Regions from separate parts of the Homo sapiens genome. Here region 2 is linked to region 1. A link is an interaction called in ENCODE POLR2A ChIA-PET data of the cell type or tissue named here. Cell type or tissue: IMR-90. All regions are shown on one strand. Each heading gives the region's core, and the rest is flanking DNA. Links, peaks and the distances in the headings are about the cores only. Region 1 overlaps CTIF (cap binding complex dependent translation initiation factor). Region 2 overlaps CTIF (cap binding complex dependent translation initiation factor).

Region 1 (14,835 bases), core at 5,410-9,409:
TGCCACGATTGTGAGGCCTCCCCAGACATGTGGAACTGTGAGTCCATTAAACCTCTTTTTTTTTTTTTTTTTTTTTTTTTTTTTTTTTTTACAAATTGCCCAGTCTCAGGTATTTCTTCATAGTGATATAAAAATGGACTATTACACCAACCCTGCTGACACCTTGATCTTGGACATCCAACTTCCAGAATTATGAGAAAATAAATGTTCATTGTTTAAGCCACCCAGTTTGTGGGATTTTGTCATGGCAGCCCAGGCACACTACTACAGAAGGAGTGCCTGTCAGGGCCCTGTCTCACCAACTAGCTAAGTGACCTTGGGTGGGGGCCGCAGCTGTTCATCTCCGATTCCCAATGTTTCCCCACCTCATGGGGCTGCTGGGAGGATTAAATGCAAATGGCAGACATCAATGCTTGTGAGCTCACTGACCATCCTCCCTGGTCCTCTGGTGTTTCGATAATGTCATGTACTCACAGGAATATGAGATTTCTCCCCTACTTTTTGCTATCTCATAGGTACAGGAAGCCAATGTGAGAAGGGGATCCTGACACCAACAGCTGAGATTTTTCTTGAATTTACACTTTACTTTTTTTTTTCCTAAAGCATTGTCACATATATTCTTAAAGTTAAGACTCACAAAGAATCTATGAAATAGGATTTGAAATCTTATTTTCATTTTGTAGATGAGGTGAACTGAGGCTCAGAAAGCATGAGTGATTTATTCACAACCCTGTGACTTGCCAGGCAGGAGCCTGTTTCTCTAGAGCCACATTCAGCTGTTCTCTCCAGCATCACTTGCTATACCTGCCCTCCCAGCTCGCTCCACCTCGCTGACACCCTAAGTACAACCAGCACCAGGGTACTGCTCTGCTGCAAAACCTTCAATGGCTCACAGCTGCAGAGTGTGTCAAGCCCCCCACTGGTCTCCACTGTCCCCTGCCCTCTAACCTCTAGCCCCTCATTGCCAACCCCACTGTGACAGAGCAGTCACTCTGTCCCATGAGCACAAGCCATGCTCCCCTGTTACTAACTCCCTGAGAACACGTTCCCCACTTCTTTCTGACTAGCATGGAGACACCTCCTCCAGGAAGCCTTCTCTGACTGCTCTTACTGAGTTATTTCCATAGTGATCTCAGGCCCTGCCATAGAAAGTGGCTCTCAATAGACTTGCCCTTGTTTTATTTGCTAATTACTCAACTATCGTCGTCCCTGGGGCAAAGAACACATCTTTCCATGGGCACCATGTACCCAGGCACAAAGAAAATACTCAATGACATTTGCTGCTCTATTAGAAGACCAGTCAAGTATAAGTTACCTCCTCAACATAATAAACATGTTCCAATATGGCTATTTATAAGCTCAACTTTTTAAACAGAATATCGTTCTTCCCTGACTTCTGCCACATCATGAGGGTGCTGGACGTCCACCCATCTGACTGGTCACCAGTGACACTGCTTCTGTTTCCTTCTGTCCCTGGACATCCCAGCTAACCCCACTGTCCCTGTGCCTCTGTCACGATGCCTACGTGAACTCCAGGAGTTAATATTTAAAGATTCCAGGGATCTTTCTTTAAAGAAAGACTTCTGCTATCATAAGGCTAGACTATGAGGGCAAGATTTATTGTCTCTTCTGTTCACCTGCTATATCCCCAACTCCTAGAAAAAAGCCAGGTACATAAGTTGTTGCTGAAAAATATCTGGTGAATAAATGAGACTACTAACCCTTTGACTATTAGCTTCACAGAATTTTTTAAAAATTTAATGGTTGAATGAAAATCCAAATCCACAGTCTGTTAGACAGGCTGAGATGAAGGGCCCTGCCTGTGGGGTATTGCAAGTCATGTAGGAGTGCCCAGGAAGTGCTGTCATTTAGACATGACTCAGCATTCTTTACCCCTTCCAATGGCCCCACTCATGTTATCCACCCAGAGCCCAAAGGGGTTTCCACAGCCTTTCCAAAGCATCCCTTCCTTCCCATGAGACAACAAATGGGAACCCCCACCCCAAAGGCAATGGATGCTTTTCTAGCTGTCACCTCTGCAACAGAGGTGTCAAATATGACAGGTACCCAGAGCATGGGAGGGACATCGGCAGCAAGCTGTGGTTGGTGCCAGCCCTGATGCCACCACAGGACCTTGGATTCATGACTAATGTCATGCAGACCCCCTGTAAGGGCAATCCCCCCTAGACAACAGGACTTAGCCATGAAAATCTCCACCCTTGCCCCTCGAAAGGCCTCCCCTGAGGTGCTGGCCAGTCACAGAACCTATTTTGGGTTTTACCTTCTCTCTCTTCCCCACCAACTTTGGGGAGGCCCAGTATGTCCCACTCACTCATTTTCATAGCATGCACCTGTGTCATGGTCTTGTCTGTAAGCTCCATGAGGGCAGGGCCTGCCCTGATCGCCACTGCACCCCAGCAGCTAGAACAGGACTTGGCACACTGTAGTCAACACTGGCTGAATGAATGAATGAATGAATGACTCCCTTTCCCTTACACACCACACTTTCTCTTGTTGATGGTTTTATTCTTTTGCGTGCGTGTTTACTCACTGACACTCACTGAGAAAGTAGTGAGTGGGGCAAGGCTGAGAAGCAGAATGCCCAGACACTGCAGCCAGCCGGGGACTGTACAATGGGCTGGCAGAACTTGTTGCCTGTTAAGAAGCCCACAGAGTATGCCAGCATCCCTGAGTGAAGGGTGCTGTGCCCTGCAAACTATCATCAGCTCAGCTTTGTAAGCAGCCTCATGCCCACCCTCAGCCTCTTGGGCAACTCACTCTGGCAAAGGAAAGGGCACAAGTTCAGGAGGCCGGACCCCAAGATGCCTAGCACAGGACAGCAAGAAGGCACACGCTAGAGCCCCACCTTCCCATCCCACATGACCGTTATCTGGGCATGGATTTATCTGCATGGCAGGGTGGGGCGCCCAAGCCAGATGATCTGTCTGTCCCCCACATAACAAGATTGGAGGTACGGGGCACTACCCTCCTGAGAGCTTGCATGGTTGTGTGCCAGGCACTGTCCCAGGCATGTGGCAGCTCATCTAAACTTCATAGTGACCCTACAAAATAGGTACTATTATGATCCCTTATTTTACAGATCAGGGAACTAAAGCACAGAGGCCCTGCCCCTGGTTTCCATGGCTGGTTCTGGGGCTGCTGGAAAGAACATAAGATGGAGGGTCAGAGGATGTGACCTCCTGTCCTGGTGTCAGCAGCAAAATCCAAGAGACTTGCAGTCTCTCGGGGGATCTTTGTAAAACGGAAATGATAATACCTTCCTTCCCACATGCCCCAAGGCAGGAGAGCACTTGGAAAACTCATGAAAGACAACACAACTGAGTGGCAGGTGCTGTTATTTAAGGCTACAGCACACCAGCGATTTCTCAGCTGTTTCCTGTAGAAGGGAAGGCAAGGCCCTTGACAGCCAGGAAGCACAAACTACAACTAGATCCTCTCCGCCAAGAACGCGTCACTGATGAAGGCAGTGCCACAGCAGGGCTGTGGGGCTTGGACTCCGTGGAAAACAGCTTGCAAAGTCTCCACATCACAAGACACACACAGACGGTGACATCAGTAATAAACAGGACCGGAGACAAATCAAGACCCGAGTTAATTAAATATGCAAAATTATTTAACATGACCATGGATCAACCAATTGCCATTAAAGGAGGAAATTGACTTAATATGCAAAAATTAACACAGTATTCAAGTAATGAGAAAGAGGTGATTCTTCCCTTAAAATTTATCTCAATATCAGGGTGGCATCATATTTTCAATAACATTAAGTTGTTTAAAACAAGCCGACCAGGCTTGGTGGCTCACATCTGTAATCCCACCACTTTGGGAGGCTGAGGCAGGAGGATTGCTGGGGCCCAGGGGTTCAAGACCAGCCTAGGGAACAAGGTGAGACCCCCCATCTCTACAAAAAAATAAAATTAGCTGGGTATGGTGGTGTGCGCCTGTGGTCCCAGCTCCTCGGGAGGCTGAGGTGGAAGTATTACTTGACCCCAGGAAGTCGAGGCTGCAGTAAGCTGTGTTCGCACCACTGCACTCCTGCCTGGGTGACAGAACAAGACCCTGTCTCAAAACAAAACAAAACAAAAACCTACACAACCACCTACACCAAGAAGGTAACCTCAATGAGAACTAAGCTTCTGTTTTCCAAAATATCTCCCCAAACTAAACAGCTTCATTTTATTCAAGTACCTAATGTTCTGTCAATAGTTAACTATTAGATGAAAGAGGGCAAATATTCTCCCAGGATAAGCCACAGGAGAGCCAGGCTTTGGGGACCTTCACAGAGGCCTAGCGAAGGCCGCCTGCAGCAGGTGGGGCTGTCCCCGGGCTGTGACACGGAGCTGTACTCATCTACCCTTCCCCAGCAAGGCCTCCATCCACACATGGGAAGCTCCCTCCACCACCCACAGAGGTCCGGTCCTGCTTGCACCCAGGTGGCAGGCAACACGTCTGGGTACCACCTACGGCCACAAAACCACTTTTCTCTGTAGAACAATCTTCTAGCCTCTAGGACACCCGATGCCTAAGTCCTTGCCCCTAAGATAGACAGGACCATGGGGAATGCAGCTGCCAGGAAGGAACACTTCAGAAAAGCTGGCTCCTGAAAATGAGGAAAACCCCAATTTGGCTAAACCAAGGGAGAGCCAAGTGTGGTCTGAAAGCAGCCATATAGAGAGCAGCCTTTCCCCCAGATCAAAAATCTCCAGCAGAGATGAAACTGAGATTCCGGGTTCTCAGGAAGTCTTTGAGCCTTTTGAGGGGGTAGGGGACTGGTGCTGATGGCTGGGGCGGGGAACAGGGCCAGAGACCACAAGCAAGAGGGAAGCACCTGGGAAGACCCCACCCCACTCAATCTCAGGGGTCCCAAATCTTACTGTGTCAGGCACAGGCCAACCAAGGAGAAAACAGAGACAGCAAAAACCTTAGAACAGGGCCAGGCACGGTGGCTCACGCCTGTAATCCCAGCACTTTGGAAGGCTGAGGCAGGCAGATCACCTGAAGTTAGGAGTTCAAGACCAGCCTGGCCAACATGGCCAAACCCTGTCTCTACTGAAAATACAAAAATTAGCCAGGTGTGGTGGTGTGCACCTATAATCCCAGCTATTCAGGAGACTGAGGCAGGAGAATTGCTTGAACCCAGGAGGTGGAGGTTGCAGTGAGTCAAGATCGCGCCACTGCACTCCAGCCTGGGTGACAGAGTAAGAATCTGTCCAAAAAACAAAACAAAACAAAACAAAAAAAACCTTAGAACAGGAGACCCTTCTGTACAGGGCAGAGGAGCTGCAGGCCAGAGTGGGGTCCCATAGGGAAACTGAGTAGATACCATAGTTGAAACTGTCTCCCAAGATCCCAGAGAGATGAATACAAAAGTCACCTTCAAACCACTACCAAGATTGAGGTCAGCTTTTCACTGGCAGGAAAGTGAGTCACCCCAGCCTTTCCTGCTCCTAGTACAGTTTACATCCCCAAGGGTGGAGGAGGCTGGGTGTCATCCCTGCAGACTAACCAGTCCCTTATGGGAATGGTGGGGGTGGAGGAGGGGCCAATCAAGTCACTAATCTGCAAACAGGGAGCATCCTAAGAAAGGGCCGGTCTGCAGCCCCAGGCTCCCACCTGCCCAAGAGGCGGGTGCTATGCTAAAGCTCCTAAATGCCCCCCAGGCTATGTGGGGTCATTTGCAGGAGGAAGCAGGGAAGGTGACATTCAGCGTGAATCTCCTTTCAGCGTCAATATCTTTTCAGTGTGAAGTGTCATTTCAGTGTGCAGTCTCCTTTGCTGATTTTTATGACAAGAGTCTAAGGCAAATCACTCTGGCCCAGGGAACTGGTTCCAATAGATTACTGGTTTTCATATTTGTGTGGGGCATGGCAACTATTGAAATATGTCTTCCTTTCAGTTACGGTTTTGAAATGTGGACCTAAGTCTCTAGCACTCATTTTTATCAGGCATAATTATGATCATGCTCGATAAAAATGAGTCTATTTGTCTGGAGTCCTCAGTCCCAGAGAACAGTGCTTTCTACAGTTCTTGGCCTGCATAAGTTCCCAACAACCAGGATCAATTCCTCTTGTAGCAACCAAAACAAACTGATGTCCCCTCTCCAAGCTTAGAAGCCTAATTTGCCAGATGTTATAGCCTCCAGAGGTTGCCAGAGATGGCCCTGAGATCCCGGGGGGCTGCAGAAAGAAGAGTCAACAGGCAAGGGGGAGATGCTGACCATGCCACATCAGTTCTAGTTAGTGGGGCCTGCTCCACCCAGTTTTTATATAAGGCCACCAGTGAGAGGCAGCATGGCCCAGTGGATAAGAAGGCAAACTCTAGAGCAGGACTCCTGAATTCAAATTTTGCCTTTGCCACTTAGTAGCTGTGTGACCTGAGGCAAGTTACTTAACCTCTCTGTTAACTCTGCCTCAGTTTTCTCCTCTCTAAAATGTGGGTGATGATACTACTGCTCATCTCATAATGTTTTCATAAGGATTAAGCAGTAAGTTAACAGTTTTAAAGCACTTGGTACAGTGCCAGGCACATGCCAAGTGCTGTGAGAATTGCTTTTATTGTTAAAAATAAAGAAGAGTTGTTTCCAGAAAAAAAACAGTATGGCTAAAATGAAGTTGAAAACCATTGTTTTAGATCAGGGGTGAGCAAGTGTTTTCTGTAAATGGCCAGACAGTAAATATGTTAGGCCTTGTGAGCCATATGTTCTTTTTTTTGTAACCAGCCAAAAGCAACCGTAGATGTACGTGAAGAAACAGGCATGACTGTGTTCCAGTAAAACTTTCATTTAGAAAAACAGGCATTGGGCTGGAGTTAGTCTGCAAGTTGTAGTTTGCCAACCCCCAGCCTAGACCAAATTCCCTATTTTACCGATGAGAAAAATAGAGTGGGGGTAATTATCTGACACAGCTGGAAGCCAGGTCTTGGTCCTCCTAGACCAGGGCACTTTCTAAAATCAAGTGCCCCAGGAAGGAAAAGAGAAGTAGTCAACAGTTCATTCAGAATATAGACACACTTCCACTGTGTTCTGCCAGGGGACAAGGACACCCTGAGAAAAAGTGACACTGAGGCCATTGCTTTCCATCAGTGATACTTTGGGCTTCCTGAAAGTGGGGCACAGGGATGGAGTGTCCCCTGATCCATCTCTGCAGCCCCCAGCAGCCAGCACAGGGTCTTGCCACAGTGGAGTTTCTCTGAGAAGGGTCTTAACTGTGGATGGTCTTGCTGCGAAAGACTCCGTTGCTGCAAAGCCAAGAGCCTGCACTTCCCAGTCTCAGCAATTTCTGGGAATGGCTGAAGAAATAAAGCTCCACTATATGCCCAGGACAAGGGGGAGCCACTTTTAAATTATTAGCCACTTTTAAAGAATTAGCATATAAAAGGGGCTTCAAGCAAAACATTTACTAACTATAACTGAGCTCAAATGATACAAGCAAGTTTTTATAAACACTCCTTTTTTTTTTTTTTTTTTTTGAGACAGAGTCTCACTGTCGCCCAAGCTGAAATGCAGTGGCACAATCTTGGCTCACTGCAACCTCCACACGCCAGGTTCAAGTGATTTCCTGCCTCAGCCTCCCATGTAGCTGGGATTACTAGCATGTGCTACCACACCCGGCTAATTTTTGTATTTTTAGTAGAGATGGGGTTTGGCCATGTTGGCCAGGCTGGTCTCGAACTCCTGACCTCAAGTGATCTGCCTGCCTTAGCTTCCCAAAGTGCTAGGATTACAGGCGTGAGCCACTGCACCCAGCCAAACATTTCTTTTTCACTCCTCCACAAAAGACTGCAAGTAGAAGATGAATCTAAACCTCAGGGAAGGTCTGTAATAAGGAAGGATAGGCCGGGCAGTGGTTCATCCCTAGAATCCCAGCACTTTGGGAGGCCAAGGTGGGAGGATCACTGGAGCCTAGGAGATCGTGACCAGCCTGGGCAACGTGGTGGAACCCTGTCTCTACAAAAAATACAACAAATTTTGTGGGGTACAGTGGTGTGAGCCTGAAGACCCAGCTCCTCAGGAGGCTGAGGAGGGAGGATGGCTTGAGGCCAAGAGGCGGAGGTTGCAGTGAGCTGAGGTCACACCACTGTACTCCAGCCTGGGCATCAGAACAAGATTCTGTCTCAAAGAAAAAGAAGGAAGGATATTCCTTTTTGTGAGACCAGTTGTTATGGTTAAAACAGCCTCCAAGCCGGGCGTGGTGGCTCACGCCTGTAATCCCAGCACTTTGGGAGGCCGAGGTGGGCAGATCACAAGGTCAGGAGATCGAGACCATCCTGCCTAACACAGTGAAACCCCATCTCTACTAAAAATACAAAAAATTAGCCGGGTGTGGTGGTGGGTGCCTGTAGTCCCAGCTACTCCAGAGGCTGAGGCAGGAGAATGGCGTGAACCTGGGAGGCGAGCTTGCAGTGAGCCGAGATCACACCACTTCACTCCGGCCTGGGCAACAGAGCGAGACTCTGTCTCAAAAAAAAAAAAAAAAAATAGCCTCCAAATTCTATGAAATTCCTCCTAACAAGAAGTAGGGTCTGTGTCCCCACCGTCTTGAATCTGGACTCTGTGACTGCTTGACCAGTAGTATATGGAAGTGACACTCCAGAGACTGTTAGATAACTGGCATTTCTATGCCAGCCCTTAAGAAATTAGCCGTCTCTCCTTCCTGTTTCTTGGGCCATTCACTTTTGTGGTTTGGTTTTTTTCATATTCTTGGGATAAACTCCACTTGGTCATAATATATAATTATTTTGTTTGGTTTATTTGTATTTATTTAGGGGGTACATGTGCAGGTTTCCTACATGCATATATTGCATAGTGGTTAAGTCTGGGCTTTTAGTGTACTCATGCCTGAATAGTGAACACTGTACCCAACAGGTCGTTTTTTGATCTTCACCCGCCTCTCACCTTCCCACCTTTCACAGTCTCCAATGTCTATTACTCCACTCTACATTGGGATTAACTTTTCAAACCCAGCCACCATGCTTTGAGGAAGCCCAAGCAGCCTTGTGGAGAAACCTGCATGGAGAAGAACCAACAGCCAGCACAACTTGCCAGCCATGAGAATGTGCCATTTTGGAAGTGGATCTTCCAGCTCTGATTGCAGCCCAGCTGATGCCATGTGGAATAGATGCAAACTGTAGCTCTTGAGCCCTGCCCAAATTACAGACTCATGAGCAGGACAAAGGATTATTGCTGTTTAAGCCACTAAGTTTTGGGGTGGTTTTTCACACAGCCTACAGTAACTAGAATACCTAAAACTAGGCTCTTAAATTCTAATCATTTATTCAGCCCACCAAGCTATCTGCTTCCACAGGTAACATTAGAAAATATTCTTTTGTTTGTTAGGATTGGGGGGGGTGGTAGGACTACAGACCTCATTTAACATTCTATCATATTAATAAACGAGCTAAGATATTCGGGGAAAACTAGGATGAGGAAATAAGTCTCAGGATGGTCTGAAGGTAGGGCCAATTTTTTAAGTAAAAAAAAAAACAACAACAAACTTTTTTAAAATTTGTATGAGCACATAAACAAATTTGACAATGAGACTCCAGAGTCCCCATCTAGATAAAAGATGATAGTTAGGAGAAGTTCTGATTTCAAATATCCAAATACTCATCCTGATTTTTGATTCAGAAAATATGATCACCATCACTCAACAAGACGGGAGAGGATATTCTAGTCTAAAAATGCTGAGTCCAGTGCTACAGGTGATTATCTCTCCTACAACATAACTCTTACAGATTCTGAAAAAGATCTGCAAACGCTTATCAGGTTTTCCAGTATGAGTTTACCAGGATGGGTTAGCTCTCAAATACACCCCTTACTTAACTTTTGAATAAGTGTATTTATTATTGGTTGGAGAATGGATGTCAAAGAGAACACTTTTTATTGCAGCATGTTTGATGCTAAGATGATCATTTGAACAATTAAATATATCAACTGTCACTGTGCTGATGTTTTTCAGGTGCCAGCTGAGAAGTTTCTGATGACCAAAATCCTAGATAACAAGTTGCTGTTTAAGAATCTAAATTTGCAAAACAGATGCATTTGAAACAAACCAGATACTATAAAAAAGGATTCTTTACAAAAATATTTACTACAGTTGTCTTTAGGTGCTGACCACTTTTTGTGACTCGAAATTACAATTATATGTATAAAGGTTTTATGTAAATAAACATTTAGGAACCCATATTTGTTACATGAAAAGAGGTAGCCTTAGGCTGAAATTGAACATGTATTATTCAAAACTCTACCAGTGCCAAGTGACACAAACCCAACCCAAACTAGTTCATGCAACATTACCCAGAATTCACTACCTTGGAGTTTTCTGTCATACCCGTGTACCAACTGTAACATTACTATTGACCTTGTACTGACTTTTTATTAAACTCAGCCTCCTGCAGAGCAATACTGAATACTCCCTTCACTTGTGAACATCACAAATTCTATGTACTAGTTGTGTTTGTCATTCTTTAATGCACACATAGATGAATACATGGCTTATATTTTGTACCAGTCCATAAGTATCTAACTGAAAATCATTGTGTGTTCTACCAGTGGTATGAATGCCATTCCTTAAGGCACAGAAAGGGAATATACTCCAGCCTGAGCAACAAGAGTGAAACTCCATCTCAAAAGAAAAGAGAAGAAAAGAAAAGAAAAAGAAAGGGAATCTACTGAATAGAGAAGTGTTACAGACTGAATTATGTCCTCCCAAAATTTACATATTGAATCCCTAATCCCCAGCATAAATATGTTTGGAAACAGGGCCTTTAAGGAGGTCATAAAGGGTAAGTGTGGTCCTAAGGGTGGGGTCTGATTAGGATAGAAGCGGTGTCCTTATAAGAACAGACACCAGACAGCTGTCTCTTCCCATGTGCACAAACACAGAGGAGAGACCGTGTGGGACCCAGCAAGAGGGCAGCTGTCTGCAAGGCAGGAAGAGAGCCCTCACCAGAAACTGAATTTACCAGCACTGTGATCTTGGACTTCCAGCCTCCAGAACTGTGAAGAAATAAAATGTCTGTTGTTTAAGCCACCCAGTCTGTGGAGTTTCATTATGGCAGCCTGTACGGACTAATACAGAGACTATAGAAACTAACAAATTCAGCACCAAGCCAGAGGAAGACAAATCGAGCAGAGGTATTGGTTCTCTTAAGTTTCCAGCTCTGCTTCTCTTCAGCTGCTAGTGCTGTGCTGTCTCCCCAGGACAGGTCTCTCCACGGCAGTGGATGTGGCCAAAGCTGCCAGGCTTCTTTCATGCCATGCCCTCAAGAAGAAAAGGACTTTCTCTCCCAGCTTCCATTCAGAAAACTCCAGGGAAGGTTCCTGGTTGGCCTGGCTCTGGTCACGTGCCTATCCCTCATCCAAAAGCTCTGGCTGGGACAATGGGGGCACAAAATGGTTCATGACCAGCCTGAGTTCCAGCCCCCTCTGTAGCCCAAGGGTGACTGACACCTGTGAATTTCCAGGTCTCCAAACAAGTTTTGCAGGGGGCCTTCAAGGTACTGTTTCTGCAGTTCTCTATCTCTTCCCCACCATCCTCCTGTCCCTACCCCCAGGCCACAATCTCCCCTCCTCTGCAATCCCATCTGCTTTTACAGCCCCACCCCTCCTTCAGTCCCTGCTGGACTCTTCTGACCACACTGTATTTGCCTATGATCATAAGAACAGCCATCCTTTCCAGAGACTCAGCTCCATGCCAAGCACTGGGCTAAGTGTATAACATATATTAGTTCTCATTCTAACAGCAGCCTTATGAAGTAGACACTGTTATGCCAATCTCATAGCTGGAGAAGCAGAGCTTTAGAAAATTAACTCTCCTAAGGTCACAATGCCAGTGAGCAGGCTGGACATGGAGGTTCACACCTGTAATCTCAGCACTTTGGGAGGCCAAGGCAGGTGGATCACCTGAGGTCAAGATTTCAAGACCAGCCTGGCCAACATGGTGAAACCCCATCTCTACCAAAAATACAAAAATTAGCCAGGTGTGGTGGTGCGTGCCTGTAATCTCAGCTACTCAGGAGGCTGAAGCACAAGAATCGCTTGAACCTGGGACGAAGAGGTTGCAGTGAGCTGAGACTGCGCCACTGCACTCCAGCCTGGGCAACAGGGTGAGACTCCATCTCAAAAAAACAAACAAACACAATGCCAGTGAGCAGCTGAGTGGGTAACAAGCCAGTTCTCAGCACTCCAGAGTGTGTACTTTGAGGATGTCCCAGCTTGTTCTCTGTGCACCTGTGAATCACTGACATCTCTATTCTTGGGGCGGGGTGCCTGAGCAGACCATCACCTCCCCTTGCATTGGGGCTTTCCAACTCCACTATCAAAGGCAAGGTGAGGAAACCAAGTCACAAAGAGTTTAAGATTCTGTAGTGAGCTTTATGCAGAGCCAAGCCTGGAATCCTGGAAGCTCGTGAGCCTCAAAACTGGAATTCTTCGCTACCACTCCACAGTGATGCCCCCACCTATTGGCATCCTGACCTTCCAGATGGGCAGCTGAGAATCCATCTAAGGCAGAGATGCTGCTGAGACGATCCGGAGCACTCACCACCCACCCTTCACGATCAGATCGATGTGCAGGCAGCTCAGGACAGACAAGACCAACGGGCAGCCCAGGAGTTAAAACTGCAGGCTCAATGTTTAGAATAAAAAGACAAGCTCCAAACCCTCATGCTTCCAGAAATGGCCCAGACTTGGGGAGCTGAAAGTCCTGCCTGCCTCCTCCTGGCAAAAGGAAACTTTTGATACACATTTCCCATCAGCCAGCATGCTCAGGGTTTCTCTCTCCTGCTGGCTGAAGGCTCCCTGAAAGCACAGTTGAGTCTTCCTTTCCTTTGCCCCCTATTCCCCATGCCCAGTGCCCCAAACTGAGCCCTGTGTCACACACACATACCAAGAGACTTCCCTGGGGGCAGACACCACAAGAATGTCTTCAGTTGAAACACAGTTTCCTCCATGGCTCAGCCAGGGAAGTCATCCAATATGTCCATGTCACAGGGTCTCTATGCAACTGGGCAAAGGTGAGCACCAAACCTTATCTCTGCTTCCTGAGCAAAAAAGAAATGAAGCCAGAGGCTGGCAGGCCCAGGGGGAGGTGGCAGTGCTAAGACACAGGAGCTGGTTCCCAGTGGTGAGTGGGTGGCCAGATTTTCAGGGGTAGGAGCCTGCATGAAACATCCCCACCTTCTCCAGGCCTGGAAGCCCATCCACCCCAATCCCCATCACAGTCACTTTGGGCAGAAAGCTCCAGCCTTCCTCTGCAAAGTGGGTCAGGCCTCAATAATCTCACCAGCTTCTGAACACCCTTGACCTTAGCTCCCTGGGCCACTCAAAGGGGACTCAGATGAGGTGGCCTGGGCTACTCATCAGGGCTGTGAACAGTCCAGGCTGGGGAAACAGATCTTTGCCACAGATTATTTTGGCAGGAGCTGTGAAGGAATGGGAATCCCCATATCTAGAAGCTGCCCATGAAGAAAAATTACACAGTCATGGGCTACATTAACAGAAATATAGTGTCCAGATGGAGGGAGGTGACAGCAGCATGATTCCTGCACCACTCAGGTCACACCTCGAACACCGTATTCCATTCCGTGTCCCCATTTTAGGAGAAGCATTGATAAAAGAGATGTACAGAGAAGGGAAGCCAGGAGAGGTTTGGACACCTTATCCAGAGAAACCTTAAGGGAAGAGAGCTTACCTCCAAAAGAAGATTTGGCACTCTGAATACTTGGTCACCCTGGAAGGAGAATGGGATATGCGTTCTGTGTGCCTCTCAGATCACAGCCAGGGCTACTGGGAGGCACACCTTGGTCTAAGATAATGTCTTTAGGCCCGGGCTGCCAAGTAATGGCCTGGGCTGCAAAGCTGTAAGCTTCCAATTCCCGGGAGGCTACAAGGCAGATGCCTGCAGGAGGCCAAGCCTCTCTCAGGTCCTTCTGGGCTTTCAGATCTGTGATTAAGTCATTTAGAGCCTCTCCCATCTTCTAGATTGAAGTGGGAAGGAGAGCCTCAGGGACCTCAGGCAAATCTCAGGAAACCTGGAAGATTCTTTCTCTCCGAAAAGCTGGTGTTAGGCTGACAGAGAGGAGAACTTGGGAAAGGGGCCATGTTCCCAGCCCACCAGAGTACGATAATGCTCCTCCATCGTGGATCCTGCCTTCAGGGGGCTTTCAGCCCTATCCCCACAACCCTACAAAGGCATAACCTCTCCACTGCAGTGCACTGGCAAACACAGTGAAGAGGGTGCCTCCATCGCAGTGCCTGCCTCGGCCTGGGAGGAGACAGACAAGGGCCGCTGGGTACAGGGGCAGCCTGGAGCCAGTTCCTGAGGGAGACACAGGAACCCAGAAATTTCCACACAGTTCATTCTAGAGAGGCAAGAGGGCACAGTTCAGAGAACCAGTCCTCAGTTTGTCTTCTCACTGGCAAGCCTGGTATGCGAACTTGGCCAAGTCACTGGTTTCTCTTGCTTAAATGTTCCCATTGGAAGAAGTGCACTAGCCCTGCCAGCTCCCTAGGCACCTCACAACAATGCCAGGGGTAAGGACCCCTGGTGGCACCAACAACAGCAAGAAATGAGAAGACAACTTAGCTGGTCACACTGGCGGACAGCCACTCCACCACAGCAGCTGGGTGTGCACAGCCTCTTCACCCACTGCAATCTGCAGGCCTCTTCCCATCCACCCAAATACTGGTGTCAGGGAGCTTGGGAGTCTGGAGCTCTGAGGTCATGAGTGGGCCGCAGAGAATCAGGAACTTTGTGGCTCATGCCTGTAATCCCAGCACTTTGGGAGGCCGAGGCAGGCAGATTACGAGGTCAG
Region 2 (14,835 bases), core at 6,421-10,420, 52 kb before region 1:
ACTTAAAACTGCAAGCCCCTCCTGCTCCTCCTCACTCCCCGTTCCATTTTCCGCTTTACTTTTCTCCATCGCAATGATCATCCACGAGTAGAATACACAGTCCATGAGGGCAGGGCTTTTTTGCTCAATCCTAGATACGAGTCCTAGAATAGTGCCTGGCACAGAATAGAAGCTTGTTAAACACTCATGGATTGAATAACAAACAAATTATAAGCTTGCATTACTTGTGATTTTAGAACCTCAAGGACACTAAAGAAAGCATCACATCTATTTTTTTTTTTCTCCCTCAGGACTATTTTCTGTCCCCTGCTTCCCAGTGGGGACAGGGCATGGGATTACTGTGGCTTCAGCATTTCCCAGAGTGACTCCTGGTCTGAGTTCCAGCAAAGCCAAAAGTTTGTTCTGGCTTCTAAAAAGCTAGGGGTCCCACCCAAAAAGTGAGCCAGGTGGTTGGACTCAGCCTTTTCCCAAAGCAGGGTGCACCCAGGTAGCTCACCTTCTGATTGTCCCAGGAGTCCCAGGCTTGGAGATGGGATAACACGCACGAGAGGCGGATCCCCAGAACCCTGACTCCAGATAAGACAGGGGACTCTCCTGTACATGCTTGTGCAGGCAGCACTGATTCTCTGCAGCTTTTGTACTTCTTACTGTCTTTGACCTTCCAACATTCCCGAGGCAACAGCATAATTCCCATTTGCCAGATAAGAAAACACAGCCCCACAGACATTGAAGGTTCTGCCCAAGGTCACACTGGCAGCTAGAAGCCAATCTGGAAGCAGCTCTTGAACAAAAATCTGCTGAGGATTTGTGGTGTTAGGCAAAGATATGCTTGATAGGGTCCCTATCCTTAATGCATTCATACTTTATGAGGGAGAAGCCAAGACTTTCAAATCTCAGCTCACAATCTTTCAGATGAGTCCATCTCCCCTCCAAGGTCAGGGATGCCACAGACTGAGGCAGGAGGGTGCAGGACCAAACATGACGCTGGTTGGATTGCCTCATATGTCTAAGTATGTCTGACATACAGAGCCCTGGGTGAGAATCCCACGAGACTTTGGCTACTAACAATCATTCCTTTGGCTACCAACAACTACTTGTATTTGAAATCACAGAAAATATTCACAAGTTATAGTTCTTTGATGGTATGCATTATGGAGAAGCGAAACCTCCAGATCTCTCCTAGAACATAAGCTTATTGAGGACAGGGAACAGCGTTCAGCACATAGTCAGTACTCAAGAGACGTATGTTCAAAGACATGTGGGCCTGGCTGGGCCTCAAAGCCTCATTGGATAGGGAGGAGTGGAGGTGGGTTAGAGGGACGGGGTGCACAGCCAGGGCACTTCCTGCCTGGATCCCAAAGCCCACCTGCCAGATTCTGGGTGCTCTGCTGGGTGGGACCATTCATGCCTTGGCGGTCTAGTGTCAGGCAACTGGATGCTGCCCAGAATTAGGGGCTCCTGCATCACCCCCTCTGAATTTCCCAAGCTGCCCCAACCCCGGGCCCGCGCTCACCTGGGAGATGTGGGACTGGGTCCTCTCGCTCTCGCCATCACCCTCCGTCTTGTCAGCCAGCAGCCCCTGCACCTGGTACTCCAGCACGTAGCTGTCGATGAAGCGCTCCAGCTCCTCGATCTCCTGGGAGCGGCTGCTCCCTGCCTCCGAGGAGGCTGATGCTGCAGAGGAGTTTTCCATCCCTCCAGCTCAGGGGCCTGGGCCGGGACTGGTGGGAAAGAGGACAGAGAACTCCGTGAGACGCTGCTGGAGGAGACGACGATGCCCACACCTGAGAAACACCCTCTGCTCCTGGAAGCATCTTCTTATCCATCATGGCGTTCTGTTCTTCCAACAACCCTGAGAAGTCAGCGAGGGGCTGGCTTGCCCTCAGCATAAACTATGTGCTGTAATTCCCACTGTGTAGGGCAGGAGACTGAGGCCCAGGGAATGCAGGCCACTTGTCTGATTGGCCAGCACAGGCACTGTGCAGTGTCAGAGTTAGTGTCTACCTAGGCCTTAATCGCTGGGAAAGGCAGAAGATGAGCTCAGCCTACAGGCCAAGCCTCACTTCCTGACTCAGATTTAACAGAATCTACCACAAAGCAGGATGAAATAAACAACAGAACCAAGATTGAGGGTGCACAATGGGGCCCGAGACACAAACCTCTGAGGGGCTCAGGTCCTCCAAGAAAATGACTACTTAAGAGGAGACTTTTTCTTTTCAGTCACCAGACTGTCCCCTAAATTAGTTGAAGCCTATGGGCCGTAACTTATAAGCAGGATTTTGCAGCCTTGCTCTGGTGCAGCTACTGGAACACACCTATGGTGAGTCTGCAGGAACGTGACTGGATTTCACTGGCAGAACGAGAAAGGCTTGCTGCATTGTCTATGCTGATATGGCCTAGCCACAGACACTGCCTGGTCACCTTTACAGGGGCATGACTAACCCATTAGCCCTCGCACCCTCTCTCTGGGGCAGCGCGGCATAGATGACCAGCTATGGCTGGAACACTAGTTAAAGTCCACCAACAGAACTGCAATCTCTGGAGCTGATGTGCTCAACCCAGCCCTGCAGGGGCCCAGGTCTGCTGGGACCTCACCGCCACCGCCCTCTCTGCTCCCCGCTCCCTTGCTTATCCCCCGAAGCTCCCACCTGACCCACCTGGGAGTGAGGAAAGCTAGAACCTTTCTCACCTCCAGGCCAGGGACCCTCCCCTTCCTCTGATGGGCTCCAGGCTAGATGGGAAGGGGATTTAAAGCTTGCCTTGTGCCTCTTTTATTATCTGGAGACCTGTGATTTCCATGGAAGATCCTGATCTGCCAGAGAAAACAGAGTCTGCACATGCTTTTAGTATCACAACTAGTAGAACAGACTTCTACCAAACCACTACCACAAGAAAGCACAGAGAAGACATGAATCCTGCACACACAGGGCTCTGAAGCCATATAGAGCAGCGTGAATGCTGCTGCCAGTAATAAAGGCGAGGTCCTAGCAGGTTTAATGGAGCATTTGAATTTCAAAACTTTGAACCTCAGAACCTTAACCCTGAGAACTTCTTTGGAACACAGTTATTTGCCAATAATCTAGGGTTTGTTGAGTGTTTTCACTGCAGCGAGTCCAAAGCAGGGCAAGGAATGGTGTGCTGGGTTCCAGAAATGCTGCTGAGAGCATGAATGTTGACTCTCCCACACCCTCACTGCCTTCTCCGAGGGTGAGGGAATGGAGAGGAAGAACTGCCCGGGGGAAGGAGAACCGCCCTGCTGTGCACACATCTTCCTCTGCTTTCCCAGCTCATTTTTAGGCTTTTGGCCGCTGCAAGGGGCCCAGCCTCCCTCGGACCCCAGGCCTGCTGCAGGGAGCTCTGAGGTGCTGCAGGGCCTCGCTCTGGGCCCCCTGAGCTCAGCAACCTTGGAGCTGTGGGTCTGTTCACCCATCCTAGAGGGAGGAATCAGCGGACTGGAGGTTTCAGGCCAAGGCGGTGCCCTTTTCAGAATGAGGGAACCAGATGTGGAGGCAAGGGTGGCAGCAGGTCCTCAGGGAGTCAGCTGGGATTGGGCTATGCACATCTGGTGGCAAGGGCCACAGGCAGGGGCATGGGAGGTACTGTCCATTGCCTCTTCCTGCACCTGCCACTCAAAGCCTACAGGACCTTATACCTCCCCACACCACCAGCACCCACCTTACTCCTCCTGCTCCACAGCTGCCCACACCTAAGTCATCCCCTGCTTCAGCCCCTGGCTACTCTGCTCCTCATCCTGGGCACATGCTAGGTGTGGCAGACAGAATTCTAAGACAGTCATGGGTATACACCCTCTCCCAGTTACTCTCCAGGAGTCTAGATACCCTTGGGAAGGGATTTTGCAGACAAAATTAAATCCCAAATTAGTCGACTTTAAGATAGAGAGACTATTCAGGAGGGCCTGACCCAAGCACTTGAGCCCATTAAATCTGGGACTAGAGCTCAGCACAGCAGAAGAAGCCAGAGATCCAAAGCATGAGAAAGACTCAATGCACTGTTGCTGGCTTGAAGGAAAAGAGACACATGGTAAGGCATGTGGGCAGCCTCTAGTAGTTGAGAGCAATCCCTGGTCAACAACTGGCAAGGAAGTGGGCACCTCATCCTACATCTGCAATGAAGTAAATTCATCTGAGAACCAATGAGCCTGGAAGCAGACTTTTCCCCCAGAGCCTCCAGCTAAGAATTCAACTTGGCTAACAACTTGACTTCAGTCTCATGAGACGCTGTGCCAGACTTCTGACTTACAGAACTGTGAGATAATGAATGCTATTGTTTTATGCTGCTGTTTGTAGTAAACTTTTAGGAAGCAATAGAAAATGAACACAGGACGCTCTTTCCTGCCTCTGTGCTTTTGCTCACACTGAACCTGTCACCTGGAAGCATTTTCTCCTTCCCTCCACCTGCCAAATCTAGAGGTCCTTATATGCACAGAAGGCCAGAGCATTGCCTTGGTTTCATGGCAGGCTACTAAGCAAAAGATTCACCCAGGGTTGGCTATGGGTATGAATGCTGCAATTTCTGCTAATAGTAGGAATGACGAGTGTCTGCTGTGCCTTTGTCATGTCCCAGACACGTCAGCACTTGATCTGCCTCCACTCACTTCACCTTCGCAGCAACCCTATGGAATCGGCATAATTATGCTACTTAGAAGAGAAAACGGAGGTTCAGAGAGATTAAGTAACTTGCCCAAGTTCACACAGGAGAGTTCCAGGTCTGCACGACTATGCCTATACCCCAACTGCCTTCTCTCCATCCCCACTCCTGGTGGCCTGCTCAGTCCCTCAGGCCACCTCCAAGTTCCCCAATTCCATACTGACTCGCCAGTGAGCAGTGAATTCTTCAAGTGCTGAGCATGTGCTTATTCCCCAGCTGGGCACAGGTTCCGGAGAGCTGGCCCCAAGCAGGCTCCGTGCCTGGCCCCGGGAAGCTGGCCTCCGCTGGATGGGAATAAAACCGCCGATGTCCAGAGAGGGCTGAAAAGGAGCCACCTGCAGGAGAAGTCAATACACAAGGCCACGCCCATTATTCCTGGAAGACGTCAGATCTTATCAAGGGCTCCCTGGCACACCTAACAGGTGCAGTCGGAGAACCGGGTTTTGCAGGAACTCTACACGGAGCCGTTTCCAGGAGGATTGAGTGCCAGGCTCTGCCTGCAGCAGCAGCCTCTGGCCGGCTCTGCGGGGCTCTCCCAAACATGCCCGAGTGTCTCAGGGCTGTGTCAGGGTCCCATGAGGGAGCCTGGGCATGGTCATCACCCCAAACCCATAATAGTTGCCGAGAAAGGGGACAGAATTGAGACCCATCCCAAACCTGCAGCCTTTTGGTGCCCCGAGGAAGGAAGAGGACTCGCTCTGCGGGTGCCTCTTGTGTCCTCACGTCCTCTCGGCCATTCCTTCTACTCTAGTGTTTGCTGCCCAGCCAGATTCACATGGGGTAGCCCAGCGGCGCCTCACCTCAGCTGCCCCGGGGTCTCCTGTCCAGGCTTCCTCTGCAGTCAGGAGATGCCTGCAGGAAGCCCCCGGCCCCTGGCACCTGCAACCCGGAGTATGAGGAGCTAGCGCCCCATGCGGCTGCCCTCAATGGGACAAATACTCCCCTTTTCAGTGTCTCAGACAATTCCAGGCATGCTCCACGTGGTCCCTCAGCAACTCCGAGTGGGGTGAGCCCCGTGGCCCACAGTGGCCGCCAGATCCCTAGCCCCCCTCACTTGTCGGTCCTCCCCTCCTTTTCACTCTCTCCCAGGGATTTCAGCTCCTCCAGGAACTCTCGTTTTCCAGGGGGAACAGGAGAATACATCACTTCCCTGTTCCGCAGCGGGGCCCAGAGAGGGAGTGGGGAGGCCCCAGCTTCAGAAAAGCGGGGAACATGCAAAGCAGAAAAGCCCCAAGCTTCATCTCAGTCACAAGAGAAGAAGGAGCAGAGAGAGGGAGAGAGCATGGCCCTCCTCTGCCCGTCCACCTCCACAGCTCTCAGCCTGGAAGTACAGCCCGGCACTTAGGCCCCCAATTTTTTATTATGGTCAAATATACACAACATAAAACAGCATTCAGCTGGGTGCAGTGGCTCATGCCTGTAATCCCAGCCCTTTGGGAGGCTGAGGCAGGAGGATCACTTGAAGCCAGGAATTTGATACCAGCCTAGGCAACATAGCAAGACCTCGTCTTTCCAAAAATTTTTTTAAAAATTAGCTGAGCATGGTCGCACATGCTCAGCTACTCAGGAGGCTGAGGCAGGAGGATTGCTTGAGCCCAGGAGTTTGAGGTTACAGTGAGCTATGATCGTGTTGCTGCACTCCAGTCTGGGTGACAGAGTGAGTTTCTGTCTGAAAGCAAAAACAAAACAAAACAAAACAACAACAACAAAAAAAACAACCAACCAACCAAACCAAACAAAACAAACAAATCAAAACCTTATAATCTTAACCATTTTTGAACACATAATTCAGTGGCTTTAAGTACATTCATAGTGTTTTGAGCCATCATCACTATCTATTTCCAGAACTTTTTTATCAACCCAAACAGAAACTCTGTGCCCACTAAACAATGAACTCTTCCTCACCCTTCTCTCTATGAATTTGCCTATTCCAGGTACCTCCTATAAGAGGAATCATGCAATATTTGTCCTTTTACAACCGATTTATTTCACTTAGCATAATGCTTTCAAGGTTTATCTACATTGTAACATGTATCAGAATTTCATGCCCCTTTATGGCTGAATAAGACATCGTATCACAATAGTACACTGCATATCTAGACCATATTTTATTTATCCATTCATCCACTGATGGGCATTTGGGTTGTTTGCACCTTTTGCTGTTGTGAATAATGCTGCTTTGAATATGAGTGTACAACGATCCCTCTGAGTCCCTGTTTATTCTTTGGGGTATCCACCTAGAAAAGTTCCAACACATTTTTAAGGCAAGACGAGTGTGGAGGAAAAGGGTAGAGCTTTCTCTGGCTGGTGGAGACACAGGGCAAGGGATGGTCTCCTCCAGGCTTGTTTTGCTGCCTTCCTGCCTGAGCTTTGGGGGTTTCAGCCTGGCTCAGTGTCTCATTCCCAGTAGGATCCTGATGGGAAGTCCCCAAACAGCTGGGCTGCTGGCTAAGCTGAGAGAGCCAGCCAGGAATTTATGTTTTAATGATCAGTGAAAGTCAAGAAAGGATGGAACCAGAGGCAGAAGGAAAAGGAAAAGAGGGAAGGTAGAAGAACACAAAAGACACGCCTCTCCCCTCCTCTCCCGGCTCTGCTCCGATTCCCTGCCAGGTGATGGATGAGGAGGAACTAAAAGGCAAGCAGCAGGAGTAGGAAAAATGCTGAGGTTGCACTTTGCTGTAAAGGGCACCACAGGGGCGGGCAGCCCTGAGTCTACAGCTGGAGGGGAGGGCCGGTGTGGGCACGGCTTTCTGGAGGACACAGAGGGCCCGGGCTGCAGCAGGACCTGCCCCAGAGCTCCTTCGCCTGTGCTTCCCAGAGAGGACCCAGGGCCGCCAAGCTTGGCCACATCTGTGTCTGTCTGGGGAAAGGGATGCATGCAGGCTCTCTTCCTGGGTCTGCATCTCTGTTAAACAACCTCATCCAGACTCGGCCGCCAGCCCAGGGACTCCCCACCTCCTGCTGCAGCCAATCACAGTCCGTGCTTGTCACAACGGCCCAGTTAGCCTGGCTATTTTTAAGGACAAAAATGAAAATCACCCATGTTCTTTGACAAAAAGGTGCCTCTCTCCACACTAGCGTCCCCTCCCCACCCTAGACGCAAACAAACTCCCCTTCGCCTTCCTCCCCTTCCTCCCCATCCCTTGCTGCTCTCAGCCCAGCACTCTGTAGCTTCCTTAGGAAACTAGTGTTCTGGAAGGGGTTTCTGTGAACACCGTGGGGCAGCCTGAGATGGTCGGTTGCCAGTCTCTCCCTCTAACCCCTGGCCAAGTCTGACTTTGAGTCTGACCTTCAGAGGCAGGAGGTCTGGAGGAAAAGGTAAGGCTGACATTGGAGAGCACCCACAGGCTAGAGACAATCAGTGGAGCCATCCCAGCCTTCTCAGTATCCTTTCCTGCCCACCCAGTGACAAACGGCATGAGGAGCTATCAATTTAGCCAATCCTTTTAAGAACTGCGAGGCATTAGGGGCATTACCTCCTCCTCCAATCCTCAGGGATGAGTTCAGTGACCTGCAAACCAGATGAAATGCATCTGCTCCAGGGCCTACCAGCACTTCTCAGGGAATCCATCATTCGAGGCCCGCACAGAGGCAGCACTGCACCCCACACTTCTTCAGGCTCTTTCCTCTCCACCCCCAGCACCCAACTCACTCCAGCAGCACACCCTTCTGACACCCCACTGAGGAAACCCAGGAAGACCCCAATTTCTGCTTCCTGGCTCATCTTTTGGCTTGTGGCTGCAGCAAGGGGTCCAGCCTCCTGTGGAACCCAGGCCCGCTGCAGGGGGCCCAGGTGGGGCTGCAGGGGGCTTGCTTGGTGACCGTAAGATCAGCAGCCTTGGGGCTCACAGGTCTGTCCACTCGTCCCAGCAGAACAGCAAGTCTGCAGTGGAGGTGGCATCGGAGCTGTGGTGGGCAATGGGGCCCAGAGTGTTGTCCCTGCTCTCCTGCTGCTAAATCCACTCATCACAGCCACTGGCGTCTTCACCCCACCTTCCTGTGGCCGCTTCCCATGTCACCTGGTGCTGCAAAGCACTGTGCTCCCAGGTTGCTCTCCAGCAAGCAGCTCCTGGTGACTATTATAGGCAGAGCTGGCTGCTGGCTTTCGGGCCCTGGTCCCCTCCATCCCCTCTCTCCTTCCCATCCCCACAGAGTGGGAGCAACACCTTCACCCAGAATGCACAATTGGGGCTAGAATTCTCCCTTGCAGGCTGTCAGGTGGCCCCCAGGGCAGGGCCAGTCCAGAGGCCATGCTGCCTGCTGGAGTGGGGAGGAGAGAGGCCAGGGTGCCCAGGCTCTCCCCGAGGAAGCCATGGGAGCCTGCTCACTGCCAACCGCGTCCCTCCAGCCCCAGTCCAGCCCACACTCCCCTTCAAGACTCCAGCGAGAATGTACTTCCCCGACAGTCTGCGGCCCTCAAGCTCTGGCCTGATAATTCAACCATGTTGGTGTTTGCCAAAGAAAAGCAGGAGGAAGCAGAGGCCTCCATGTGCAGGAGCCCCAGGTCCCCAACCCCTGGGAAATGGGAAAGTTCAGAAATGCATGAAGTCGAAGGCATGTGACCTTGGAAATTGGCAACATTTTCTGTCACAGGAGTCAAGGACATCTGACGTCCTCTAAACGTCTGATCCCCTGTCACCCCACCAAATTAACCCTTTTGTCACTCAAACATCCAACAGGGTGTTAGCTAGCATGGTGGTGTTCAAACTGCAGGTCTCAGCAATTTCATGAGCTGCAAAACAAATTTCCTGGGTCACGATCTCAGCATTAAAAAATGTATAACTAAATTGAAAATATCAGCATGTAGCACACATTGTAACTATCAATTTGTGGGACTTTTGTTTCACCTACCCATGAAAAACATATTGGCCGGGAGCACTGCTTCCGAAACTTTAATGAGTACGACAATCACAGGGCATCTTGTTACAATGCAGATTCTGGTTCAAGGATGGGAGTTGGGGCCTGAGACTCAGCATTCCTAACACGCTCCCAGGTGAGGCTGCTGCTGCCAGTCAGAGAACTACACTTGAAATAGACAAGATCTAGAAAATCTTGCACGTCTTCTTTATCCATTATTCAGATACTCTTGCTCTGGCCAGAGGGCTAGAAATGGGTGGAGTCCCCAGGCCAAACTTCTGGCCAGCTGGTCAGCTATCTGGTGAAGGGGCGGCTCCTCTTATGGCCCACGCAGGGCCCAGGGCGGAGCTCAGAACCAGGCATGACCTCCACAGGTTATTATGATCAGTGGACACTGGGGCCACCACCTCCACACTGGACTCTCAGGGCCAGGCGCATGACATGACAGCACCTGCTTACAGTCCTGCAACACCCAGCATGGAGCTCAGGCACATCTGCCAGGTCTGAACAAGTTGGAGGTAGTTCCTGATATCTATGCTGCCTGCCCTCAACAGCTCTTCAGCTGCTGCCACGCAGGTGAGGACACTGGGACCTTGGGGGCTGAAGGGGGAATGACGTACTGGGAGCCACTCAGGTATCTATGGGTAGAGCCAGGCTGCAATGCAGGATCCAAGCCTTTACATCCCTCAACAGCCTGCCTTCTCCAGGGACCCCTGCTGAGAGTCACCTTCCTTCCCTTAGTGACTCCTAAGCTCTGTGGACCCCAAGCGCAGTTCTGGGTTACAATCATCAACATCAGGCAGTTAGTGACATGACAGATACTCCTAAATAACAGATGACACCAAAATCATCCCATTGTCCTCATACCCTCCTGAGCCCCCACCCTGTGCAAAGCCCTGGACCAAGCCCTGTGGTCTCATCAGAACTTCATGGAAACAGAGCTGGGGCTTGGCACTTACTCCTCTGTCCCCAAGAGTAGCCTCCATGAGTCACTGAGGAGCTGGACCAGTTTTCATGAGGTGGGCAGGGCATGGCTGGCCGGAAGGCAAGGGAGATGCCATGGATTCTTTCCTGCTCAGCAGGCCTGCAGTGCTGGCACCCAGAATGGGGGCTGAGATCGGAGGCCCTGGAGAGGGAGGAAGGGAGAGCAGCCCGCAGGAGTGTGGAAGGTACAGGCCTCAGTCCCCGGGGGGTGCCTCATTAGATTCCTGGCTCCTGATGAGCACTTCCTCTCGGAGGAAGAACACTGAAACAGCAACCCACCCGGGCAGGTAGGCCTAGCCCAATAGGCGGGAGGGCATCCAGGTGGGCATCCAGGTGGGCATCCAGGTGGGCATCCAGGTGGGCATCCAGGTGGGCTCTGTGACGTGCAGGTCCTGCTTTATCCCTGGGTGCCCCTGTTTCCAGGTCTGCCCCCAAAGCCCATAGAAGCCTCCACTGGGCTCCAGCACTGACCACCCACCTGCTCCCTTGGCACCAAACCCAGGCTGCCTGGTGACACCTTCTCCTCCGCCTCTGGGCTGCTACCCAACTCTTGCCCTGCTCTTGAATTTTTTTTATAGGTTTTTGCCTGGTATTGATAAGACTGCGTAATCCTTGAGGGCCCTGCTCCATCCTACACCTGCTTCCATTGCAGGCCCAGAATGGGTAGACGGGCCTGTGGCTCCCCCAGCCCGCCCACGCCCTCTCCAGCACCGTCCTTCCCTCAGAGTGGGCCTCCTCAGCTCTTCCGCCCACTGCCAATGGGCCCGGGCTTTCCTCCAGCCCCACTCCCAGCTCCTAGAATGTTAAAGCCAATGGATGCTGGGAGTTGACTTGCTCCAGCCCCCCACACCCTCAAGGTCACCCAGTCCCAGAACCAGGACTCCAAACCTCTTCCCATGACATTCAAGAGCCTCCTCGAGACAACTCTTCCCAACTAAGACATACTGAGCATCTGCTGTATACACCCTAGAGGCACCAGGGACAGGGAAGTCATAGCTGAAACAAACCAAAACTGTGCAGGGCCACCAGACAGCTGGACAGCCATATCCCTGGCTGGAGTCAGGTGGCTTCCTCACTGCCCCCACTCGTAAAATAGGGTGACATCATGCTTATGGGTCCCGAGTCTGGGTTCCAGTGCTGGCTAAATCACCTTTTCTCTGCGTGCTGTTGGGCGGACTCTGGGCCTGCTTCCTCATGTTTAAAGTAGGCTGATGGTGAAAGTGCCACCTCATGAGGTGCTGTGAGAATCATGTGAAAGAATGAATGAGAAAAGTGCTCAACACCGCTAGGCATACATCAAGCACTCAATTATCAGTTGCAATTGTCACTCGACTTCACAACTGCTATACCTCACTCTGTCTTCTGCATTCTCTCCTACCTCTGCCTCTCCAAATCTCCCCTTTTCCCTCAAGGCCCACCTCTGGGCACACCTCCTCCCTGAAGCCCTCCTTGACTACTCTGGATATCAATGACGACTGCTATCTCTGAACCCCAGATCTCTGCAGATCTCACCACTCCCTAATGCCTCCCAACTCTGAACACCCTGAGTCCTCCTTGGGCCTCAGTCTGGCTCTCTCCTGTATTCCAATCCCTGGGTTGACCTGTTTTGCCAACCTGCAGGAACTCACAGAGATCCATTCTCTCTTCTGTGGACTCTGAAGGTAGATGGGTGAGCCCCACCACCAGCTGTCAAAAGCTTCTGGGTTTATTGGCCAAGAATGAAAATTAACTTGGAGCATGCTAGGAAGGGAAACCAATAGTGCCCTGCTCTGAACCCAGCAATGTGTCCACAAGCACCTGGGGTAAGGCTAGAAAGGGCATCCAAGTGTGGTGGCAGCAGCGCTCCAGGCCTTCCTTCTCAGGCAACGTTCTCTCTGGCATCTGTCTTGGGGTTTCCAGGGTCCCCAGTCAGCTTTCTCCCTCTTGGCAACAGCTCCCTGAACTACAGACCAGCTGGAGCAGAGAGAGTACCGAGCTGTTTCCAGAGCCTGGTGGGAGTGTCCACAGCCCAGAACAGGCTGTGCACAGGCTAGATCTCAGCAGGCTGTGGCCTTGCAGGCCTGTCCAGGTGGTCTTGTGCTATGGTTGCAAGGCAGAACTGGCTCACGTTCGAGAACAGCAACCCTTTCTCTCTACTCATCCTCAAGAACAGCTCAAGCCCACCTCTTAGATGCCACCCTGACCGGCCCAGGTCACAGAGACCCCTCAGAATGCTCATAGCAGCCACTCACTGGGCCCTTGGGCTTCTGCCTGCCCCCACCCCCCCACCACTTTCGATGACCGCCTTGTCCTGCAAGGAGCACAGTCACAAAGCAGAGATTGCTACCGCCTGTGCTGGGGCCACGTCTGGACCATGGTGTGTTCTGGTTAGCCAGTTAGATATTTTAAAAATATTTGAGCTAACGTTTATAAATCAAAATATTTCACATAAAAAGCCACAATTTCTGACTTTTCTTGAAAAAACTGGATGATCGAGCAACACTGGCCCACCTTCTTGCGCTGTAACCATCAGCTAGAGCTAAGAAGTGCTGTCCCCTTCAGACCAGGCAATCAACCCCAGTTCTCTGCAGACCCATACACTCTCTAATGCCTCCCCGCTGCTCACAGCCTCACTCTCACCTGGCTCCCTCACTCACACATGTTACCTGCCTGGCCCCTGTAAGGCATCCGAGTTCGAAAGTCCCCTGCGAAAGAGCAACTAACTGGAAGTGGTCTATGCCTACAAAAATGAGGGCTCCCCCTCAGAACTTGGAAATAAATCAGGACGAAGGATTGCCCTTGGGAGTTACACTGTGAAATAATACATGATAGTCCAGGTCCAAAACAGAAATATGCAAGGTCATTGCAAGCAGAAAGAAAAAAAGGCTCCAGACCAGCAGTACTCAACCATAACCTGGCTGAAGATAGCCACAGCTATTATAGAAGATGGTGTCACTCAGCAGAAACTCGGCTGTGCATACCCAAGCTCCTCCTAGGGACAGGGTGCTCCTGCTCAGTGTCTCAAGGGAGGAAAGGACAGCCCAGGGATGTCCCACTGCTCCTGTAATGCCCCCACCACCCTCCAGCTCAGCCTTAATGTGAGCTGAGTGGCTGCCTCCTTCCCCAGCTAAACTATGAGCTCCTGGAGGCTGAGGACCTGTCTGCTCCTTTCCTTGGACCCTGGGAGCCTGAGCTGACCTCACCATAGACATTCAGTTCCTCTTTTTGACAGTTTCATGATGGATTCCCAGAAAGTAGAAAATGGTCAGCAGCAGGTAACAAATGCTCTGCCCACCTTGGTATTAGCAGACGGCTGCTGATGGGCACAGATGGGTGGCACATTACAAGTGGACCCAGCAGACACAGCTTGGGTGTCAGAGGGCAGGCCCCTCTTCTGCCAGGGAGCCCTCATGTATCCCACACAATGCCTGAAGCATGCTGGACAGCAACCACAGGAATCTCAGACTTGATCCGGTGCCCAGCGCTCTTACAGCTCTCCCTGAATTCTCTACGAACCACAGGGAGGCAAAGAAATCGGCAGCAAAAGCCCAGGGCCCCTGATTCCTGGAGTGGCCTCCAGGCCCAGAGACAACACAGCACAGCTGCCTCTGCCTTTGCTTGGAGGACCCGAGGGAGGGAAACTCCTGCTCAAAGGCAGCTGCCCTTTGACCTTTCCTAAAGCAGGAAAGCAAATCATCAATATTGTATTCCCCACAGATTGTTGGTTTCCAAACTATTTTCCTCTAATATCATACTTGTTTTTCAAATGAAATTATAAACGACTCCCCCCAAATATATAAAAGATAATAAATACCTGTGTTTATTGAGAATTTAGTATGTGCCGGCCCCTGTGCTAAATGCTTGTCATATATTAATTTAATCCTCAAGATCATCCTATAATGTAGGCATTATTTTTGTCCCCCTTGTACAAATTAGGAAACTGAGGACACGAAGGGTTGCTCAAGGTCACCTGGCTAGGAAGAGGCTGGCTCAGAACTGAAACCTGGACAGAATGGCTCCAAGACATGGATACTCTGACCAAAGAGAGTGAGGGTCCCAGAGCTCCACTCCCTCAATGTGCCAGCCCTTGCCCAACATCCCCCATAAGCTGCTAGACCCTGTCGTCCCTCCTGGAGTGGGCATTGGAAACTGCTCCAGATCAAGCCTTTGGGTCCTGTCCAGGGTGCCAGAAGTTATGTACTCTCCAGGGAGTCCGAAGTCATTTAGGGAGGTCTGGAGGGTGGCACTGGGCCTCATGCCCCTGGAGTCTGCACAGCTCAGCATTGTCCTTCCTGCCAGTCAGCTCTTAATAACCCTGCGGCTGCAGTTAGGCAGAGCATGCATCAC

What was found. ChIA-PET counts read pairs that join two places held together with the same protein. Peaks named below come from ENCODE experiments on the same cell type or tissue, not always from the same donor. Only the 100,000 strongest peaks of a DNase experiment are listed, where the experiment ranks them.
Region 2: POLR2A ChIA-PET joins it to region 1 with 5 read pairs; 2 of 35 experiments call an interaction of 5 or more read pairs at or near these places.

Annotation. Positions count from the first base shown.
Region 1 is chr18:48,553,889-48,568,723 of GRCh38, reverse strand. The region is part of intron 1 of CTIF (cap binding complex dependent translation initiation factor); the gene reads right to left. Among named protein-coding and RNA genes, the nearest start is that of CTIF, 22 kb to the right of the region's middle. In IMR-90, for the core only: no CTCF peak of the experiment used is centred there; a DNase peak (open chromatin) is centred at 5,473; H3K27ac peaks cover 157 bases.
Region 2 is chr18:48,606,424-48,621,258 of GRCh38, reverse strand. CTIF (cap binding complex dependent translation initiation factor) reads right to left here. Exons shown (of 12, transcript NM_014772.3): 2 at 1,514-1,721. The coding sequence starts at 1,693. Among named protein-coding and RNA genes, the nearest start is that of MIR4743, 57 kb to the left of the region's middle. RefSeq lists enhancers at 1,849-2,567, 5,318-5,859, 8,946-9,761. In IMR-90, for the core only: no CTCF peak of the experiment used is centred there; no DNase peak of the experiment used is centred there; H3K27ac peaks cover 221 bases.